2 separate regions of the Mus musculus genome follow, and region 1 is linked to region 2. Evidence: chromatin loops called from intact Hi-C (ENCODE). Cell type or tissue: gastrocnemius. All regions are shown on one strand. Each heading gives the region's core, and the rest is flanking DNA. Links, peaks and the distances in the headings are about the cores only. Region 1 has its middle 21 kb from the start of Gm29483. Region 2 has its middle 23 kb from the start of Gm36102.

The links. Hi-C counts contacts between places; a loop is a spot of excess contacts. Peaks named below come from ENCODE experiments on the same cell type or tissue, not always from the same donor. Only the 100,000 strongest peaks of a DNase experiment are listed, where the experiment ranks them.
Region 1: it touches region 2 in a loop (2.3-fold over the local background); 6 of 42 quality-filtered maps call a loop at or near these places.

What each region holds. Positions count from the first base shown.
Region 1 is chr1:92,705,782-92,714,112 of GRCm38, reverse strand. No RefSeq gene overlaps it. Among named protein-coding and RNA genes, the nearest start is that of Gm29483, 21 kb to the left of the region's middle. In gastrocnemius, for the core only: no CTCF peak of the experiment used is centred there; DNase peaks (open chromatin) are centred at 2,462, 3,448 and 4,754; H3K27ac peaks cover 2,230 bases.
Region 2 is chr1:92,770,750-92,779,080 of GRCm38, reverse strand. No RefSeq gene overlaps it. Among named protein-coding and RNA genes, the nearest start is that of Gm36102, 23 kb to the right of the region's middle. In gastrocnemius, for the core only: a CTCF peak has its summit at 4,046; a DNase peak (open chromatin) is centred at 2,489; H3K4me3 peaks cover 1,192 bases; H3K27ac peaks cover 4,643 bases.

The DNA of each region.
Region 1 (8,331 bases), core at 55-8,054, 65 kb after region 2:
GGGACTGCCTGCCCAGGAGTGGTGTAGCCCACAGTGGGCTGGGCGGTTTCACATCAACCATCAATCAAGAACATGCCTCCACAGACTTGCCAACAGCCAATCTAATGGCAACATTTTCTCGAGTGAAGGTCCCTCTTACCAGATGACTCTGGCTTGTGTTAATTTAAAAAGCAAAGCAAAGCAAAGCAAAAGCATCTCAGACCTAAATGATTCTAATGAGGGGAGGCAAAGGGTCCCAGTGAGGTCACACAGCCACAGGCTTAGGGCAGACTGAGCCTGGCCACAGACTGAACCTGGCCAATTTGCTCAGGTTGCATTCCAAGTCTGCAACCAAGAGCTGTCGCTGCTCCTATAGGCCCAGACTGTTCCTAGCCGACATCTCTCAAAGTTAGGTCCTTCTCTGTGGAGGAAACCTTCTCTGTTTTGAGGCACTGTGGCTTCCTTGCTCCTAACTCCATAGCCTTGTGGCTGCCATTTTGTACTTCTTTCAGGACATGAAGGTCAGGGTCACATCTCACTAGGTTCTGTGTATTATCCCAGCTGTGACCCTGGATCCTGCCCAGGGTGTGCTCCCAGATGTGAGCCATGCTGGCTGCATCCTGCGCGCGTACTTTGGGTGGAAAGCAACACAGGAGCTTGGACCGAAGGTTCTTAAGCTCAATGACTTTGGTCAACTATGTGCTGCACTCTCCGAACTCAGGACCCAGCGACTATACCAGTAGCTACTGCAGTGCTGGCCTAGGCTTGGGACATTCAGGGTTAGATGGTGCCTTCCTTACAGTGCTGGGAAGGGTTGGGAGATGTGGCTTCCCACTGTCTCGCCAGTCACAGCCCAGCTATGTTTTTGCTAATGTTAATTTCTCAGGTGTCTGAATGGGGGATGTGTAAACCAGCACCCACTTGGCCATTTGACTCATCTGAGTATTGTCATCTGATAACTATAATTAAATATTTCACAAGCCGCTGCTTATCTTCTTAATTAAAATAATTGCGATAGCTGGAGATATGGTAGGGGCTCTACCACCAATAATGTAGAAAGTGCTGGTGCCCTGTCGTCCAGGGACAATCGCTAGCCAGCCCATGGTGAACTCTAGTGAACTCTAGTTCACTTCAGACCCTCAGTCCCAGCCAGCACCCCTCCTCTGTAGGGGGTCAGGGAGAACCTGGTGGCTCTCTCCTGTGCTATAGGGACTCCATCCTCTGGCAGCAGGTGTGTTCCCACTGGCTTTCATGTAGGTGGTGCTGGAAGGCTTGTCTGTCCACAGGATGGCTGTGACCCCATGATCCTGGTCCCTGCTCCCCAGTTTGTCTCAGCCTGTTATGAATGAATGGCTGAACACAGTCACTCAGCGCTTCACAATGTACAAAGCCCTGAATGAATAACAGTATTTTACAGTATACCAAATCCTGGGTGAATCATAATGTTTCACAGTTAAAGAGTCATGGAGGAACCACAGTGCTTCGCAGGCCTGGTCACCATGTGTCCTCCCACAGGGACTGGGTTGTGACTTAGGGAGAAGCTGGAGCAGTAAGCCTGGAGGCGGGGGCTTGCCCACCAGGAATGGTGAATCATAGCTTAGTGGGAACACAGCCCAGGCCTTGCCAGCTTCCTCCACCATCCAACACGAGAGCGTAGCACCTCGCCTGCAGGAAGCAGAAGGCTGGCTCTCCCGGGGTTATACAGAAGGCTGGATATCCCGGGATTACACCCCCATCCTCAAGCCTTATTTCTCTTGGGGTGGAATAGAGCGGTAGGGTGGGCTTTGAAGTCACTGGGCCTTGAGATGGGGAGAGACACTAGAGACAGAAAATGAAGGTCTAACCTGAATCACAGACTCAGGCCAAGCTGTCCCCTCAAGGCTGTGGTTTAGTTATCTCCCCAGCCTGGAGATTTGGGCAGAGGAACAGTGTCCTTACCATGCAGCTATGATGAGAAAACAGAACCAGATCTAGCCCTGCACACCCTGGTTAGGCCCTTGGGAGAATAGGTGGGGCTATGGGCTGTGATGGCTGAGCCAGGTTGTCCCGAGGGTACCTGGGATGGGTGGTGACCACTGATGGGCATGCCACACCCTTTCCTGTAGATGTTATCTTGGGCACTGACATGTGGTGAGAAGGAGACCTCAAGAGGAAAGACATGGGAGGCCATCTTTTCCCAGTAAGTTCAGGGGCGTACTCCACTGGAGATGTGGCTAGGTGCTTGGTCTCTGGGAGCCTCTACCTCCTGCAGGGAGCATTTACAGTTGGAATCATCTAGCTAAGGAGGGGACCCCGGGAGGCCCATTCTGGGGTGAGGGGAGCCCCAAGGAGAGGATGGGCTAAGCCCTGGCCTTGGGACCTGGAGCCTATGCATCTCTTCCTTATAGCTATGGGCTCATTCTTGGGGAAACGAGGTGGGTGATGGAAGGGGCTGCTTGTGTTGATTTGACCTTGTTCCACAGACTCAGGCAGGGCTGTTGGGCTGTCCTGTGGGGACCTTGGGTGATCGTCAGCTTCTTAAGACTAAGAGGGCATACCTGGGACATGTGCCAAAAATTAGCATCTCCACCCCATGAAGGGACAGACAGAAGGGGAAGCAGCTGGGGCTAACAGGCATGCTCCAGGAAGAGTTGTCCCAGAAAGACTGTGTACTGCACAGCAGACCCTTTTTGTGACATTAAGCCTCACTTAGCTTCCCAAGAAACACTGGGACACCATTGGTGCAGAGGGACAGGGCTGCTCAGGACAGGTCTTGGCACTCAGGGTAGTCATCTTGGTGGGTTTTTCCTCTGCCTTCCCCTGCTTGTTGGTCTTGGCTTCTGGAGGCTTCCAGAGAGTCCTGGCCCCTTCCTCTTTTATCCTCTCCAAAATAGCACCTGCCAGGTTGGAATCTTTTCCCACAAGCTCAAGAAGACTTCCCTTAGACTCTGCAAACACATATCTGCCCTTGTAGAAAGCAATGAGAAATCAAAAACACACAGGGATGGCTTAAAGGTTCTAGAAGCTTGTTATCCCAGCCTCCCTGCACACCAAAAATGAGTTCACCTAGATGAGTTGAACACCAGGAATACTAGGGGACTTCAGTCTCCATGGAGTAAGTGGGCATGTTCCTCACAAACCATAGTAAGAGGCAGGTTCTAGGAGGAGGAAGCCCCCTACTCTGGTCTGAGTGGGTGGTTGGGTGAGCCATACCTGTGTATTACCCAACCTAGTATTGAAGTCCAGCCTCTAAGCAGCCTTCAGGGACCCCCAACAATGCTGCTCCTCTTGGCACGTACTGTCTGGTTCTCTGCCTCAGGAAGAAATGTTCATAGCTCTTCTGACAGGGAGGAACTTCTCTTGGGCCACTGGATTGTAGGTTGTAGCAAATTCAGGTGAAGAAGGGGCTGCCCCTGGGTGGATGTGGGACTGTCTCTGCTGGAACGTGCTCCTCAGCTGGGCACAGGCCAGACTGGGCAAACGGAGGCCTGGCAGAGACAAGCAGAGAGAGAAGGAAGGTAGCCAGCTGTATGCAGCCTCAGTCCCTGCTGGCTCTGAGCAATCAGGACTGATCCCTAGTTGCTGGTGTTCCTCCAGTGCTGTACACAGGCTTCTGGGGGGATGGGGACACAGCAGGAAGGGCATCAGGGCAAGGAGAGGTGACATTACCATGTCAGCTATTCTGCATTCTCTACCTTTTGTTCAGGCAGGGCCATGGGACAAGCTTTGGACTCTGGACATGGGTCAAAGTGACATGTGTCTGAAACCTTAGAGTGGAACTAGCCCACCTTGGCATCTTATAGCTGCCTCTCTAGCCCAATGATTCTTCCTAATACTGTGACCCTTATTTAATATAGTTCCTCGTGTTGTGGTGACCCCCCAACCATGAAATTATTTCTGTTGCTTTTTCAAAACTGTAATTTTGCTACTATTATGAATCATAAAAAGTAAATATCGTAAATATTTTCCGATGGTCTTGGGTGACCCCTGTTGAAGGGTTGTTTGACCCGCCCCACCCCCACCCCCACCAAGGGGTCATGACTCACAGGTTGAGAACCACTGCTCTAACCCAACACGCTGATACTTGATCCTCCCGGTAGGTGCACTGAGACCTTTGTGTCTGCTCTGTCTGCAGACACAATCCTGAGGCAGGGGTCAGAGAAAGTCCCTGTGGAGTGATGCTAAAGCCTTATATGATGAGTCTCTCTGAGGGAAGGGCCCTCCAGGGGAAGAGAACAGGAGGGAAAGGACCTTGACCTCAAACCAAGAAGTCCATGTCTGGAGAGGGGGCAGAGAGAGCAGTAAGCTGATCAGGAGCCAGGCTCCTGAACACTAACCTCTCTGGCCCTGAGGGAGACATGGGTGACGACCCTAAGGTGTGCAGTCCAGGGGAGGTCTGAGCAGATCGACAGGACCTGATGCTTCTTGGTAGAAGGACTTCAGACCAGCATGGGCCAGCACTTTGAGCCCATTTAGGATGCCACGTCAACACCGGATCTGAATTGCCCTCGAGCCAAGTTGGCACGTTTGTAAATGGGCTGGAGAAGCCTGCGAGGCAGAGGTCAGGGTACCAGCTTCGACTGAACGAACCAGTCGAAGCTGGTACTGGGTAGCAAGAAAAGTAAGTGGTCAGGTCTGAGCATGGGGGCCTGATGACGTCATGCTTTCGGTGTTGACTTCTGAACACAGACCCTGGGGAGAGGACAAGCTTGCCTCCAGAGGGGTCACAGAGGTCTGGGTGTTTCTGTGTATACATGAGTTGATCCGTTCCTGGGAGCTGCTGTCTGCTGGCCTGGGGCCAAGAGGACATTCAATGAGGTGCAGATGGGGGCTGGGAGTGGGGAGACAGGACTGTTGACAGGATGCAGAATAGGTTAAAAAAAAAAAAGTGGATCTTGGAACAGGCCTGGGACACGTGCCTCTCATCACAGCTCTTTGGGAGGCTGAGGTAAGAATACTTGAGCCCAGGAATTTGGGACCAGCTTGGGAATTTGGGACCAGCTTGGGCAATATAGTAAGATTCAAAAAGAAAACAATGAAAAGAGTCTCTCTCTTCCCCATTGGCCTGAGTACGTATGTGCTTGCCTATGTGCCTGTGTGTGTATTGAGGTGGCTGGAATCATTGGGATATCTAGCCACAGCATCTATGTGGGGCTTGGTCCTTTATCTCACCAAGCTAAGTTCCACCTTCTCCTTAGGGTCTTGAGAATCTGCCTTCTCCACACCTAGCTTTGCTGGAGGAGCATGTCAGGTGAGCAGAGGGACCAGGACACCACGGCAGGCATGCAAGTAGCCATATGAGCTCTGCAGACACAGCATGCATGCGTATGACCACACGAGCTTCCCTCAGGGCAGCGGAGTGGGCCCTATCCATGTGTTTCGTGACCACCACAAGCTGCAGCTCTGCTGCCTGTCTCATACTTCCCCGTGATCCAGCTGCTGGGAAATGTCTTTCCCCTCCAACAGCTGCATGTCACCGCGTGTCCCAGGAGAACGCAGCCCCAGCGCTGAGCCCCATGAGGGCAGCAGATGTGTTTGTACCACCAGCAGAGTTTATTTTCTTGTGGAAACAGCTATTTAGAGGGACATTTGCCAGAGACAACTGGAATGGCGAAGAAAGGCTGCTTAGATTAGGGGCTCAGTGCTTCTCAGAGGTATTTAAATTGGGTCCTGGCTCAAGAGCAAACTTGGCGGTCATTTAGTCCAACTTCTCCATTTTATCGTTCCTCAAACCTTGGTTCAGAGAAGTTCTGGGTGCTCAGCGGTCTTATGGCATGCCCTAACACTGTGTTAGTGGATAAATAGCTTCCTCAGCACCAAGCCCTGTGTGGCGCAGGGGCCCAGTTGGGTCACAAAGCATGGTGCCTCCCCTCTTCCCCCACCCCTGCAAGGGTCAGATATAACATACAGGAAACTTAGAAGAAATCATATTTAAAAGAACACAGAGGCTAGAGAGATGGCTCATCAGTTAAGAATGTGCGCTGCTTTTACAGAGCTTCAATTCCCAGGATCCATGCTGGGCGACTCACAACTCCAGCTTCTGATATTCTGATGACCTCTTCTGGCCTCCATGGGTACTACATGTACACATGTATACACACACACACACACACACACACACACACACACACACACTGGCATTACAATTTTCATTTGATGACCCATGTGGTCTGGAGCACCCTTCTTCGTTCATATTTTAGACTCATAGAATTAGGCTTACCAGCGCAAGATCAAGTCAGTGAACTCAGATCGTCTCCCAGCCCCAGCTCTGACTGGGGGGACTAGTGGCAGTTGACAGGTGCTCAGGGATGAGGAGGTGAACCCTGTTTTTCCCATGCTCCAAGGGGTGACCCCATGCCCAGGAACATATAGGCAGAACTTAAGGAGTTACTTTTTTTAAGGCCATAGATAGGCATCCTGTTTCCAAAACTAGCAGAGCAGCACAAGGAATGAGTTGATTTAGGTTCAGAGCTGGTCATTACAAACGACCCCTGCTGAGAGGGAGTGCTGTGGTCTTCTTTGTGTTGTAAAATGCACATTTTCAATTCAAAGATGTGTGCTACTTTTGGAATCTGAGAAACACACAAAACCCTCTTTTAAAAGATACAGTTGTTTCAACAAGGGTTGGAAATGGATACAAAAGAATGAGGCTGGGTTCCTTCGCTGAACATGACTTAGGCAGATCCCAGGCTCAACAGGCAAACTAAGACTATTTAATAGTCTGAGAAGATATGGGAGCACTCCTTGGTGGCTTTGGGTTTACAAGTCAATAGAAATGTAAACTTCTTATATAAAGATAAAAAGGCACAAGCGAAGGAACATACAGATGAATAGGAATCTATCAAAGTTAAAAATTACCATTAAAAATGGGGCAAAGGGGGCTGGGGGTCAGGGGGAGCTGGCTCATTGGTAAAGGGCTTGTCCCACAACCATGAGGATCTGGGTGTCCTGGTCCAGTTTGGATCTGTAAAAAGCCAGGCATGGTGGTGTATGCCTGTAATCTCAGCACTGGGGAGGTGGAGATGGAATCCCTGAGACATGCTAGCCAGCCAGTCTTGTTGAATCAGTGAGTTCTGGGTTTAAAAAAAAAAAAAAAAAACAAAGTTCTGGCTTTAGAAAAAATAAAAGGTGGAGAGCAATTGACAAGTACATTCATTGTTGGTCTCTGACCTCTACCCACTATGCTCATACACACACAGGCAGGTACACACGTACAGTGCAAGGAAAAGCACACAGAATGGGAGGAAACACGCAGAATTTATAAAGTTCCCTTGCATCTCAATAATTAAGAAGACCACTGTTCTAGTCTCCTTCCTGTTGCTGTGATTAAACACTCAGGCCAAAAGCATTGTAGTGGAGAAAGGCACTTATTTGGATCAAACCTCTCTGTTATGGACCATGTCTTAGTTAGGGTTTCTATTCCTGCACAAACATCATGACCAAGAAGCAAGTTGGGGAGGAAAGGGTTTATTCGGCTTACACTTTCTTACTGCTGTTCATCACCAAGGAAGTCAGGACTGGAACTCAAACAGGTCAGGAAGCAGGAGCTGATGCAGAGGCCATGGAGGGATGTTCCTTACTGGCTTGCTTCCCCTGGCTTGCTCAGCCTGCTGTCTTATAGAACCAAGACTACCAGCCCAGAGGTGGCACCACCTACAGGGGACCTCCCACCTTGATCACCAATTGAGAAAATGCCTTACAGCTGGATCTCATGGAGGCACTTCCCCAACTGAAGCTCCTTTCTCTGTGATAACCCCAACCTGTGTCAAGTTGACACACAAAACCAGCCAGTACAATTGACCCCTGTCAACTTGACACACAAACACATCACTAGTAAGCCTCAACCCTTAGTTTTTATTCATCCCCAAGATCTAAATAACTTTAAAAGTCCCACAGTCTTTACATATTAAAAGTTCAGTCCTTTTAAAATATCCAATATCGTTTAAAATCCAAAGTCTTTTTACAATTATAAGTTTCTTAATTGTGGAATCCACTAAAATATTTTCTTCCTTCAAGAGGGAAAAATGTCAAGGCACAGTCACAATCAAAAACAAAAATTAAACTCCAACTGCCCAATGTCTGAGATCCAACTCACAATCTTCTGGGCTCCTCCAAGGGCTTGGGTCACTTCTCCATCCATGCCCTTTGTAGCACACATGTTGTCTTCTAGGATCCAGCTGCCTGTACTCCACTGCTGCTGCTGTTCTTGGTGGTCATCTCATGGTACTGGCATCTCCAAAACGCTGCTGTCTTCCACTGTAACTAGGCTTCACCAACAACCTCTCATAGGCTCTCTTCATGGTGCCAAGCCTCAAATCCTTTGCATGACTCCTTCAGTCCTGGGCCCTCAATTGCAACTGAGGCTGCACCTTC
Region 2 (8,331 bases), core at 138-8,137:
CATGTGCTTTTGACTGTCAGTGGTCTCTCCTCTTGCTTTGTGGTGAGGTCTTCTCTATCACTCTTTCATGGGCTCTTGGCTTTTCTGCCTCAGTTCCCTCAGTGACTTTGATTACAGATGTGACACTCAGTCTCCCGTCTCTCCACTTGGATTTGTTTTCTGTCTTACATTTCCTGGGGATGCCTAGGCCTTCTCTTGCATGGAGTCTGTCAACTTCCTTGTTATCTCTATCTCTTGAGTACATCATTGTGTGACCATTGTAGTGGTGGTATGAAGTGGAAACCTAAGGTTCTTTGGAGAGACAGTTGTGTTGGATGGTGTTTTGTTGGGACAAACACATGAAGGAGTGTTTTCCTGAAGTGGACACAGGTGAAAAGTTAAGGCAAACACACGGAGGAACGCTTCACTGAGGCAGACACAGGAGAAAGGATGTTCTGCTAAAGCAAGCACATGAAAGGACACGTGATGAAGGATTCTTTGCTAATGACACGCATGTATTGGTCCACCTTACATTGAGTAGTTGAGCTACATTCGTTGGGACTCCATAGAGAGAAATGCACCAAAAATCTTCTGATGGTGTGCTACAGTTTCTTGCTGCTTCCAGGGACACAGGCTGATTGGATGCACATGCTGAGGCAAGACATATGAAGGACACATGATGTTTGGAGGGTATAAATAGGACTCCACAGAGTGACAGACAGAGCTTGGCTTGCTAGTACAACTAGCTGTGCAACACTTCTGGGTCTCACGTCTTCCCTGATCTTCGCTTCCCTGAGAGAGGCACAGCCAAGAACTTCTCCTGGTGTTTCTGTTGGTCCCTCCTGCTGGCTCAAGCCGAGGCTGAGGCCTGGCTGTCTCTGCTAGGGCTAGGTCCTGTTACCACTGTTGTTAACCCAACTCTACTGAACTGAACTGCCGATTTCCAGACAACATAGATGAGAGTTGCTCCAAAGAACCTTTCTAAACAGGTCCACTTCCCCTGCCATCTCCCTTCCAGATCCTTGTTCTTCCACTACCTCTGCTGGGTGGTGGGTTACAAGGGAGGTTAAAGCGTTTAAGAACCATCATTAAAAATAAGGGTTTGAAAAAAATTAAAGTTACAATGGTATGCGTGCATATGGGAGGTCAGAGGTCAACCTTGTCATTCTGCAGGCACCATGCACCTTGTTTCTTGAGACAGTGTCTCTCAAAGTCTGTCACAATTTTTAAAAAGATTAAATTTTATTATTTTAAATTCTATGTACACATGCGTGCCTGTGGATGCCCTGAATCTGGAGTCACAGGGTGTTGCGAGGCACCTGATGAGGTCACTTCTCCCATGTCTTCATCCATCATTCTTAGGGCTGGGTCAGCCACCCTGGTTAGGACTCCAGATCCCTCTCATACGAGGAGCAGGGTGGAAGCCTGCCCCATTTAGGAATTATGGCCAGAGGCCACCTCCCAGCAATGGTCCTAAGGACTATGAAGGGAAGAGAGGAGAGCCTGGAGGCTACTTCATCCTGACCATGACATCTGCTACCACATGTCAATTCTCCAAATCAAACATCACTCTGGCAAGAGGGAACTCTGAATGTCAAAAGTAGGTTTGTAGACACTGTCTTGGCTTCTCTTCTGTTGCTTTGATAGAATACTTGGATTAAAGCAGGCAACACAAGGAAGAAAAGCTTTATTTGACTTACAGTTCCATAGAGTTAGAGTTGGCCATCGTGGGGAAGGCATGACAGAGAGCATGTGAGACCAGTTCTTTACATGGTGTAGCAGTCAGAGAGCAGCGAAGGAGCAGGAAGTGGAGCTATGCAGTCAAAGAGCAAAGCCCACTCCCAAGGTGCAACCTCCTCCAGCAGGGTTCCACCATCTCCTAAAGGTTTCATAACGTCTCCAAATAGCACCCAAAGCCAGGAACCAAGTGTTCAACCACAGGAGCCCATGGGGGCCATTTCACATTGCAACCAAACTTTCTGATATCTCTCTTCCACCTTACCGTCAAGCTTGCCACCACCTCCCTCACAGGGATTCCAGACCTTCTTACCTTTAACTACTAAGTGACCATGCAAAGTTCTAGCCTCCCAGGCCCCTAGCCTGAATGCAGGCTGAACACTGATGGACCCATCAGGGGTCTCGGAGGATGGGCTCACTGTCCCAGGACAACTCAGTCAGACATTGGGGATGCTGAATTTGGAGCTCCTCAGGCTTGGATGCCAACCATCTTGGAGATTTGTGCCCATTTTGTCACTCTTATGAGTGTTGGAGGACATGCAGGTGAGCTGCAGACTTAGTGGCCCAGAGTGCCTATATGACACACAGGAGCAAACCTTGGGAAGATGGGGCTGGTGCTCTTGTTGTCTGGTTGCCCTGGGAGATGTAGAAGACCTTCCATCACTGACTGCAGCATGGGAGGCTGTGTCCATGATTCCGGGAGAGATGGGATGGCTCATGGCACCACTTGACTACAGAGAGGGCAGCCTATGTGCACGTTGCAGATGGGGACTGGGCCTCTGGGGCTGCTGCTCACGGGGTGGCTGGCATCATGGAATGACAGGTGCAGAGGCTTGGCTCACACAGCTCTAGAGCAAATGTTGCATTTTGATCTGAGGAAAGAAGTCCAGTCCAGACACAGCAAGGATGAGAGGAATGAGGAGGGTGTGGTTGAGTGGGGAGAGGCTACTTTTTCTTGTGCGTTTCTCTCTGTCTTAAGTGTTATCCACTTAGATTTCACACAAGCTGGTCCATTTCTGGGGTGATACATATATCAACCTGGCACCATAGAGAGGAATATGTGGAAGTCCAGGCTAGAGGCTCCTCACGACCCTTTCTTTTCACAGGTAGGTTTTTTGTTTGTTTTTTGTTTTGTTTTGTTTTGTCCAGTAGCCTATAGTTCAGACCTCTGTAAAGAAGAACACAAGTGGGAATGTCCACTTGCCAAGCATGAGAGTGAACAGCTGGCTGGAGCTTCAATGTGTGGAGCTCCCAGCTGCCAGCAAGCACCTGTCTCTTCCTGACCAGGGATGCTGTCCTTCCGCTGATGTCTCTTAATGTTCCTAAGAGGCTGTGTGTATGGGGGAGGTCTGCAGTTCCACCCACATTGGGGAAACTGAGGCTGGAAAGCATGGAGTCAGAAAGACCCAGTTCTCGAGAGTATCTTGTGCCAGGGATTGAACCCTGGGCCCCAGTATTGATAGGCAAGTGCTCTACCATGGAGCTATTGCTCCAACCCCAAGTTAAAACACGGTTAAATCTTGTTAAGAATGTTCTTATCTTATTGTAAGCAGCCTTTAATGGTTATTTTTTTCCTTCAAATAAACTAAGCTGTTGGGCTGTCTGATGATTTGACCCATTGATTGATGTCTGCCAGACCCCTCATTTGTGCCTGACTGCCTTGAGCAGGGAGCTGTCACCGGGCTGTCATGGCACCCTAAATACTTTCAATGGCTTGAGAAACTGTACTTCAGCTGCTAGGACCTCTGCAGCCACAGTGCTGCCAGAGTCACATGCTTCTCCTTCAGGGACAAATTTTCTCCAGCTGTGATGCTGCTGACAACCCCACTCAGAGTTGTCACAAGCCTTGGAGAACTTTAGGTGAGCTTGTTTGCCCTGAAGCTACCCAGGGCAGGAGGAAGATCACCTCCCCAGTGACTCAGCAAAAAGTCTATGGAGGGTACAGCGTAATAGTTACGACTGGCAGAGTCCAGTGCTATATGGATGCAAGGCTGTGGCTTGTGGAATTATACTCTGGGCACATGTTTTCAGTCCCTCTTCTGCTATACAATCAGGCTTCTCTCCTGGGTATTGACCCCTGGTATTGCAAAGGTTAGGTCTCATTTGAGGTATCACTTGAACTTTTAGCTATTTTTGCTCTTTACTATGGGTAGAGTGGGCTGGGCTGTTTGTGCAAAAAAAGCAGACAGAGACCTGGGGCTTCTAGCAGTGACCGCTGAATAGTTACAGAGTCACCAGGACCTGATACAAGAAGCTCTGAACCATAACACCAGAAGGCAGATAGAGAGATCCAGAGATCACTACAGGCAGTGGGCAGTATAGAGAAGGCGAGAGACAGTGCGGAAACTGAAACTGCAGAGCACACGAGCCTGTAAGAACCAGAGACAGGAGGTGAGCCCGCAGGCTGCGGCTCCAGCAGTCCAGAAGAGCTCACGAGAGACGTCTGAGCGTCTGAGCGCTGAGGGTCCTTATCCAAACCTCCAGAGCTGTAACCGGATCTGGCTGGTGGTGTTCTAAGCCCTAGGCAGCGATTCTCAGCCTTGAGTCCTTGCAGCCAGCAACCCGACCTGGCTCTGAAAGCTTAGAATCCTGAGCCTCTGGTTCTCCAGGCTCAGAGCTAAAAGCCTTATCATTCGGAAACGCAGCTTGTGATTCCCTGAAAGAGATCTGTCAATGAATTCTTTGTTTATCTGCAACTTCTGTGTATCTCTAGCTGCCCTTTATGACACTACGAAGCCGCTTCCTGGGGCAGCTTGGCTGGTGAGTGGCAGAGGACTTGATTTGAATCTTCCTGGAGGACAAGTCTGATACTGGGTGGACACAGAGCTCACCACCGACACCCACAAGGAGACTGTGGGGTTCTTATTAGCCCAGGAATGCTCCACTAGGGCACTGTCTCAGCTTTGACTGTCAGGAGAGCACTGTTGCTATTGCGAGGGTCCCAGGGATGGGACCAGTATGCTTGGATTTAGAGCCAGAGGCTGGTCCTGTCTGGTGTGTGTGTGTGTGTGTGTGTGTGTGTGTGTGTGTGTGTGTGTACCCATATGCCTTGGGCGTCTGGCTCCCTAAGAGTCACAGGGGAATGCATAACACACAGAGACCCAGGTGATTACAACAGTGACCGCTGGAAAACCCCTTTCCAAATGCTTTGATCTGTTTCAAAGAAACCAAAACAAAATAAAACCACACCCTGGCAAACCAAAAAAACTTGCCAACAAAACAAAACAAGAAGAGCTTAGAGAGAGAAGAGACCATCACAAATGTTGAGAAGGGACGCCACAGGAAGACCAGCAGAGTCAACTAACCTGGACCCTGGGGGCTCCCAGAGACTGAACCACCAACCAAAGAGCAAGCATCAGCTGGACCAGGTCCCCGCACATATGTAGCCAATGTGCAGCTTAGCCTTCTTCATGAAGGTCCCCCCCTAGGGCCACTAAATCTGTTGCCTGTCTGTGGATCCCATTCTCATAACTGGGCTGCTTTTCTGGCCATGGTGGGAGAGGATGTGCCTAGCCTTGCAGTGACTTGATGTGCCAGGGTGGAGCGATACCCAGGGGATCTCCCCATTCTGATTTCCCCATTCTTAGGAGAGGATGGGGGAGGAGCTGTGTGAGAAGGGACTGGGAGAAGGGGGTGCGGATATTGGGACGTAAAGTGAATAAATAAATAAATTAATGAAAAAATAAAGTGGGGACACTTAGCTCTGAAGCCACTTTCAAAAGACTTGCAGCCAAGCAGTCACGCTGATGTGAAACTGCCCTAGGTTGGGACACAGAGGTGCAGCTTCCTGGCTAGGTGTTTGCACCATCTGCTTGCAATACTGAGCAGGGCAGTGGCAGAGAAACAAATGGTAAGATGTATAGATGGGTCTTGGCACCCAGGCTTTTCTTTAAACGACGTTGCCTTTCATTCTTGACCCCTGAGAAGGCTGCCCACCAGTTAGGCATCCGTGAGACAGGTCACCCGACCTAAAGCAGAAGGGCTGAGTGACTTTGCTGACTGCTCAGCTCACATGCAACCCTATCTGCAGTCCTGCCCACGGGATCCCCAGGGTATCAGCCTTGCTTACATACCTCCCTTGCCAGCAGACTCTCTACTCCATGAGCTTCCATCCCACTGTCCCTCATCATGAAGGTGCTCACCACATTAGTCCCAAGGAGGCCCACACTGTCACTTCCCAGTGGTGCTGTCTGCTTCCCTGGATCATCTGGAAGCCAGCTGCACTGGGAAGTTCATGCGCTCTCCTTAAGCATTTATAAAAAGAGGGAGACTCCCAGGAATAAAAGCCTAGGCTCTCCTGAAGAGTTGAGCGTGCCTGATTACTAATCCCACCCCCAGACCAGCCTTTTATCGTTGATAAGGCCTGTCTGAATTTAACAGCCACAGAGCCGCACAGACTAGAGACCCGAGGAGTGACATGCCCTTAGATCGCATTTGATGCAAATCCTTTTCACTCCGTCTCAGACTGGTACTTCAAAGGAGCCGAAGATCCTAGAGGCAGAGAGCCGATGCCACCTCCCGCTACCACAGGGATGGCCCTGTGGTAGCTGCGTCTTGCTAAGAATGGCATCTGGCCTCTGGTTCCCTGGGCTGGACATGGGACTTGCTCACTGACACTGCTGGCCAGCATGCTCAGCCATCTCATGTGACCAGGCCACAAAAGACCATGGCAGACATTCAGGCTCACTGGGACACAGAAGGAGCTGATTTTAGTAAGGGATGCAGCTGACACAAACCAGACACAAAACAGACTCAAAACAGACGCAGCCTGTCCTCATCAAGAGCTTTGCCGAGAGAAACCCAAACCAGGATTGGATTTTAACAAGAAGCAAACCATTTGCACATGATGGCCAATGAGAGGCGCTTGACATAATGTCTTGCAAATAGTGGCCCGTGATGACAGGGCCTGTCTACAGACAGGATAAGGGAGAATCAGGCTCGTGTGCAGTTACCAGAGTCATCTTTACTACTGTAGTTTTTTTTTTTTTTTCTTGAAGTGACTGTTTTAGCAAAAATGTTTGCAGTGGTAAGCTACCATGAACAGGCCATCGCCTCCGAGACTTCTTTTTTAACCACTGTAATTTGAAACAAATGTATCAGACCAGGAACACATTTGAGTTCTTGCCTATTCTGACGTGGAAGCCAAAGACGTTTCCTATGTCATCCTGTGGGTGGCTGAGACAGCCTGCAGGTCCTGCTCAGTCACCTTGCCCTTTGAACCCAGACCTGCATCATCAACTTAGGTGACCTCATGGACACAGATAGCCTCATCAGCACCAGTTCCCACTGCTGCTCAAACAGAGTCCGACACGGGGAACCAGCACAGTGGCTTGAAGGGATACAAATAGTATCATTTCTGTATGTAATCAATCAATCCGAAAGGATGACTCGGAGATGAGACATTTCTTATTGGATCATCAAAATCAGGTGTCCCTGGGAAGACTCACCACATTGTCAGTGCCCAGTGGTGGGTGTCCTGTTGCTGGTATGGCAAGGTCTGAGAGATAACTTTGAATTTCCAGTTGGAGCAGCTATAGACTGGTGATGGAACAGAATATCAGGTATCCAGGAGTCCTGTATCAGCAACACCTGCTGCTCAGGGTCCTCCTAGAACTTTCATCCCTGAGAGTCAGTCACTTCCTAATTGGCTCAGACTTGGTATGTGTCTTCTGACCCTCAAGCCCTGCTGTCATCAGATATCAGCACCGTTTCCTCTGGGGGTTGGTGAAAGTCTCAAGCAGTGGTCCCTTAAATAGCATGAACGTATTTGAGTGGCCCCAAGCTAAATTGGAGGATCTACTATAGAAAGCAAACAAAACTATAGGTAGAAGTTGGCTTAGGATTTCTATCGCTGCGATAAAACAAAAGCAAGCAAACAAACAAAACACCACAACCAAAGGCAAGACGGAGAGGAAACGGTTTGTTTCATCTTGTTCTTCTGGGTGACATCATATCACAGAGGCACCCTAGGGCAGGAACTCAACTAGGGCAGGGACCTGGAGGCAGAAGCTGATGCAGAAGCCATAGCTGCAGTGCTACTTGCTGTTTTTTCCTCATGGCTTGCTCAGCCTGCCTTCTTATAACACCCAAGACCACCCAGCTCAATGGTGGCACTGCTCACAGTGAGCTGGGCCCTCCACATCAATCATCCACCATGAAAACACACCACAGGCTTGCCCACAGGCCAATCTGGTGGGAAAAATTTTTCTCAATTGAAGTTCCCTCCTCCACAATGACTCTAACCTGTGTGAAGTTGACATAAAACTAGCTCACATGGTAGTAAAGTTGAGGGCTTTGCGAGGGTTCCGCGCCAACAGCAGTGGCGCTTGTATGTCTTCTGCGCTTGGCCTTCAGCGCTAAGTGTGAGTACAGAACATGGGATGCTCAAACCACCAACAGTCTGCTTCACATCGCTCCCGAGAAGCTCCTGTGGGTTTCTCCTTGGTATTATTTGGTTTATGCTTTATATAAAATTATATGGCCCAGCTATTGTTTTGTTGTATTTCTCCTGTGATTACAAATGTTTTAAAAATGTGCTTGTTACTGAAGGAAGAATACAACAGAAGCAATTCAGAAATCGAGTCCCTCTGCTTCAGTGGGTCGTCTAAAGAAGGA